Linked DNA regions of Homo sapiens: region 1 is linked to region 2. Evidence: read pairs that join two places in POLR2A ChIA-PET (ENCODE). Cell type or tissue: Panc1. All regions are shown on one strand. Each heading gives the region's core, and the rest is flanking DNA. Links, peaks and the distances in the headings are about the cores only.

What was found. Peaks named below come from ENCODE experiments on the same cell type or tissue, not always from the same donor. Only the 100,000 strongest peaks of a DNase experiment are listed, where the experiment ranks them.
Region 1: POLR2A ChIA-PET joins it to region 2 with 11 read pairs; 4 of 35 experiments call an interaction of 5 or more read pairs at or near these places.

The regions. Positions count from the first base shown.
Region 1 is chr15:58,501,318-58,504,232 of GRCh38, forward strand. The region is part of intron 1 of LIPC (lipase C, hepatic type); the gene reads left to right. Among named protein-coding and RNA genes, the nearest start is that of LIPC-AS1, 4.0 kb to the left of the region's middle. In Panc1, for the core only: no CTCF peak of the experiment used is centred there; no DNase peak of the experiment used is centred there.
Region 2 is chr15:58,386,141-58,389,055 of GRCh38, forward strand. No RefSeq gene overlaps it. Among named protein-coding and RNA genes, the nearest start is that of LIPC, 44 kb to the right of the region's middle. In Panc1, for the core only: no CTCF peak of the experiment used is centred there; a DNase peak (open chromatin) is centred at 1,151.

The sequences.
Region 1 (2,915 bases), core at 246-2,745, 120 kb after region 2:
ATGTGATCATTACCTAGAGGCCTCTCATACTTTTTTTTTTTTTTTTTAATGCCTGAAGTTTTTTTGTTTATTCCTTTTTGTTTTCCAGCTCTACCCACCAGTATTTTTTTGTTGATGACAGATCTTCTCCTAAAATGACAAAGAATTTAGAAACATTTTCCATGTATTTTTAACATCTGCGTCAGTGAACAAAGAAATCATAGTTGATGATGGGGTGGGGAGGGAGAAAAGGGAAACTTAATTAGCTTTAGTTTTTATAAGAACTTCCATCAGCGCTGAATGAACTGGAATATGACATCTGATTGGGCCTAATCACAAGGAAGAGTACATTAACTTGCCGTGAATATATTTACCAGTTTTTACAATACCATTTTTAAATCTCTACAGAAGCCAATTTTCTTACAAGAAAATTACCCTACCAAGATTTTTTTTAGAACAAGCAAACCCAAATTTCTTTCTTACCCTAACCCAGTTCATCCAGCTCTGACACTGTGGCCTGAGGACAGACACTGATGCTATCTTGGAGCCTCTGCCTCTCCACCCTTCAGGAATGTTCTGCACCCTGAAGGAGGTAGGAAAACTTGAGGATGCAAAGAAAAACCAGACATCTGTTATGTCTCTTGATGTTAGGGAGTGGGAGTGAAATTCCAGCTCACCCACTCTCCTGGGGAGGCTAGAATTTAATGGGATGCTTGAGATGCGTGGGCCGAGGGTGAGGCTGCAGCCAAAGATGCTTGAGGCTGGACCTGAAGGTGATTTAGTGACCAGAGGGCAATGCCAGGGAGAGAGAGCCTTGCACGGAGTTAGTGACACTACAGTTCCCAGAGTGGGGCAGGAAGAAGCAGGCACACCATGACATCTTCTCATTTTCTTTCCTTCTCTGCCGTTCCCCAGATGCCCCCTCACCAATTCATCAGCCCTTTCTTTCCTTCCACACAAGCTGCTCAGCACTTTGGCTCTGCTCTGGAAACATTTCCATTCCTGTGCTGCTACAGAACCCACCCTCCCCACCAGATTGGATGCACCTGGACAGCAGGATTGTGACTTAGCTGCCATCCCGAGTTTTACCTGGCACACGCAGGTGCTAGGTAGTATTCCTTCAAAACAAGGAAAAGGTGGTGTCGCATCCCTACTTAGCTCCTACCGTTGGGTTGGTTTGCAAATTTTGCATTGAATTCCATGTAATTTTCTCTTTTTTTTTTTTTGTTTGTTTTTATGAAAACGTATCATTTAGCCTGCCTTAACTCTTGCTTTGAGGTCACAAATGTCAAAGTGGTTAACTCCAAGTCACCTCCAAGAACATTATTCCTATTGGGTTAAGGCTCCACCCTTTTGAGCTCTAATTATCTCCTTAATGTGTGAGAACTGGGGGAATATGTTCCCAAATTAGAAATAAGTTCTCTAAAACTAAGGCTTCCAATGCTGAAGAGAATGTACAAAATGAGAAAGGCATACTCAGTCCTTCACTTACACAGTCAAAGAGCAATTTTTAGGGCACTCCCATGTGCCAGACAGCCCAACAGGCTTTAGGGAGGCACAAGGATGAAGAGGACATGGTTATCAGCACCCCCAAGCAACTCTCAGCCTGTAGAGCTTTCCTAATCATTCAACAGGTATTTGAGGTGCTGAAACATTGTTTAAAAAAAAAAAAAAAAGCCCAGGTGCAAACACTTCTATCAGATGTGCCATGCATCATTGACAATAGTATACACATATTATTTATAATATGTATAGGTGCTTTATAAATATTAACTCATTTTATCTCCATAATAACTGAGCTATGGACAATAAATGATTATTATGGACAATCTCTTAACCCTCACAATTCAGACAGTGTTGCTAATCCCATGTCAAAAAGGGGGAAACTGAGGTGCAGAAAAGTTAACTTTCCCAGAGTCACACAGCCTCTTAAGTGGTAGAACCAAGATTTTATTTGTCTTCCTGGTGTAAGAGAACTTGGTGGGTTCCTTAAACCCTGTTCAGGATCTGTCACTGGATTTGCCTGTTGTGCATTCAGAGGCTGGAGAAGGAGTGGAGGGGGCAGAGTCCAAGGTAGGACACTAAGAGTCAGGGAGAGGTGATTTGTGAAAGGCTTTAGGGGCAGCGCCAGCCTCTGGATAACAGGGACCCTGGTGGTACCAAGGAATCATTGGCAGGACTCTGGGAGATGAGGACTTGGTCTGCATGGGGCAGCACCTCGCATCTGATACTGGCGCATATCAGCACCCTACTGGACACATTCAAACAGGCAGCACCCTGTGAGTGTCTCAGCACCAGCACATCAACCTTCCAATTCACCAACTCACTCCAGGGAATGTGAAGGGCAGGGTTCCACTGGGCCGCACCACCCAGCCCGGGGTGGCCCCAAAGGCAGAGGGGATGTGAGTGCTGTCTCTGTGAGCCTAAGTAGGCCCTGCACCTGCCAGAGACAGGGCACAGAGCAAGTGTCTGAGGGCAAGTCACCTGGACACAGCAGTGGCAGAAACCAAGGAGTAGGCATGCCAGGCAGGTCTCCAGCAGCCTCTGAGTTTCCAGGCACAGGGCCCACACCAGGGTGGACTTTTTATATGTACATACACACCCACACACCCACACCCCCACCCAAACACACACACTGCACCAGTCCCGTTTCCTCAGATGGACATTTTTCAGAAGAAAGCCAATGACACTAGCAAGTCCATGACCCATTTCAAGATATGACAGGACATCATTTTCCAAGTGGAGAAAACAAAAATTCTCAGAAAGCCCTGTATACCACAGAAATCCATACACCAGTTTCAAGTCTCATCCAACAGACCAGCCAGAGTGCAGGGCCACAGGGCACCCTGGCTGGAGTGAACAAGCTCCCTCCAAACCCCCTCAAGATTCTAGGCCCACCAGCATAAAAGTCCTCTTGATGGTGGGGTCATTCCAAC
Region 2 (2,915 bases), core at 146-2,645:
TATGTTGGCCAAGCTGGTCTCAAACTCCTGACCTCAAGTGATCTGCCCACCTTGGCCCTCCAAAGTGCTGATGTGAGCTACCATGCCTAGCCAGAGACTAGACTATTTGAAAAGTAAATTCTCAGTTACCCTATAACCCTAATGCCTGGCACAGTGACGGGCAGACTTGCAACATTTCATGGGTGGATGCACTGAAAGATTGACCTATGGGTTCCAGAGTTTCCACTTCATTTGAGTGTTATTTGCTAAAAAATACAATGAAAGTAGAATTTACGACTGAACTTAAAGATCTAGTGTATGCATTACTTACTTTAATGTAATTTAAATATTCACATTATCACTTAAATTTTAATATTGCATTCTGTTTCACTGGATTATTATATAAGGTAATATCAAAACATAAACGGCTCCAAAATTATCAAGATAAGTCAGTCCCTGTGAATGAACTTGGTACAAATCGACATAGAATCATGAGCTTAACCTTGTAGAAATAACTCTTCCCAAGAGCTAGTTTGTAAACGAGTTGCTGTTACAAACTTAGGAATCAGCTAAATCAAATCAAGATTATTAAAATGTGACTTTAGAGAGTTATTAGAAAGAAAAAAATGTTAGTAGAAAGAGATGGCCAGCAAGCAGCAAACAGCCTTCTTCGGTACACTGTAATTATCTTAATATCTGTGCAACCCCCAGTCGCATCCCCATTAAACTACAAGCTCTAAGAGAGCAGGGACATTTCTTTTTTCTCTTTGGCACCCCCAGATCCTAGCATACCACCTGACATACCATGCTTGTTGGGGTTTCTGGAAGAGCCTAGATGTTCTCCTCTTATCCCTTCCAGATTCTAAACCAGTTGAGAATCAAAACATCAGCTTTCTTAATAATAGAGTGGAAGCAAAAACAGTTTTTACTATTTCTTGCCTCAATGAGATCTTGAAGTAGGGAGAGTTTGGTCTCTAGGACAGATCCCACTCAGCTAGCTTGCTTTGCATGGAGAGGATGGTAAAGCTGGGAGTATAGAACAAATATTGTCACCTGCAGGGAATCAAGGCCTCTTGCTGTCAAGAATTGTGAAGGGTCTGAGACTGTAGCCTACTTGCAAGCTAACAAGGAGCTTGTAACTGTTTTTTGGATGCTGGCAAAATACATAAGACTCCTGAGTCAGAGACACATGAGTGTATTACTCACAGCAAATGCCGTAGCCAAACTATTAGTTTGATGGTCACACCAATTTCCCATTTTCTCTCACTAGGTCCCATAGGGAAAATATACGTGGTCCTAGATGAACCCTGAACATGCAGAGAGTTGTGTTACAAGAAAGTCTCTACTTGGGTGGTTCACTGCTTTTATAGCAGGTGGAGGCAAAGCCTGCTCTGTGTCCAGAGAGAGATGTTACCTTCTCTCTGAAGGTTGCTGCTGAAAATGCAGACTTGGGAAAGAGTACTCACAGTCTTACATTCGTGGCATACACAGAAGAACATGTAGAGATGCTCAGGGCCCATAGTAGATTGCCCCTTCTAACACCAATCAGATCAGGACCCCCTTCCCATGGGAGAGGAAGGAGAGGTTGAAGAGAATGGGGAGGAGTTACTCCAACACCTCTCTCCTGGAAAATAGAGCAGCAGTCCCCTTAAAGGGGAACTTCCCAGATATTTGCTCACTTAACCCTTGGGGTTTAACAAGCAGGTCAACTGGGCTATGGATGCTTCTCTTTGGGAAGAGAACAGAAGTTTATGAGGGTAATCCTGCTGCCACATTTACTAGGATATGTCCAGATCCACTATTGTGCCTCGTATGGTCCTCTAGGGACGAGTTGTGGGCAGTCCTAATTTTGCCCACTGTGATGGCTAGTTTTACGTGCCAACTTGGCTAGGCTATCATGTCCAGCTATTTGATGAAACACTAATGTGAGTGTTGATGTGAAGGGATTTTGTAGATATGGTTAACATCTACGATCAGTTGACTTTAAGTAAAGGAGATTACCCTCGATAATACAGTTGGGTACATAGTTGGGAGATTACCCTCATCCAATCGGTTGAAAGGTCTTAAGAGTAAAACACGTTACCCTGAGGAAGAAAAAATTCTCCCTCAAGACTACAACATTCACTGCTGCCTGAGACTTTCCAGCCAGCCAGCCTACCTTACAAGTTTCAGACTTACCAACCTCCACAACTCCATGAGCGAATTCCTTGAAATACAACCTACTGCTCTGTTTCTCTACAGAACCCAGACAGATAAACCCATGTATCAGAAATAGGCCAGAACAAGATATTAAATAAATCAGCCGACAGCTCTACTGCGTTCTTGCTCACCACACAGCCTTGTAATGGCTTACTCAGGGTCTCAAGCCTCCGGATACCTGAGAAAAAACAGACATCAATAGTCCAGCCACTGGGAGATAACAAATTGTCATCTTTGCTGTGCAATTCATATTTTCTGAACCAAAATACGAGAGCACACGGTCAAACGGATACGAATGTACTTTTGGGGAAAACAGAGGGAATATTTGAAACCTGTTTGTTCCAAAAAGTCTGGGACATAGAGTCATTTTGTTTATATAGCATATGGGCTTGCTTCACCCTATTTCTCCCCACCAGCCAGATACTCTAAATATACCTCACAATGTTCAATTTCTGGACACTGTAAGACCAAGGATCTCCCAATTACTCAACAAATCTCCACTGAGTACCTCAGAAAGCCCAGGCACCATCTCGGCATTTTGGATTAAAGGAAGAAGACGCCACTACTGCTCACTGAAGGTGCACAGCTTGATGGTGGGGGGCAGAGGGCAAGTGGAAGGACAGTCACAGAACAGGAATACCCGTGTCCCAGTAAAGCCCAGTCCCTGGTACCCACACAAGTTTCTACCACCCCACCTCGGAGGCCACATGATAGGGGCCTTCCTTCTGTGCCATTTC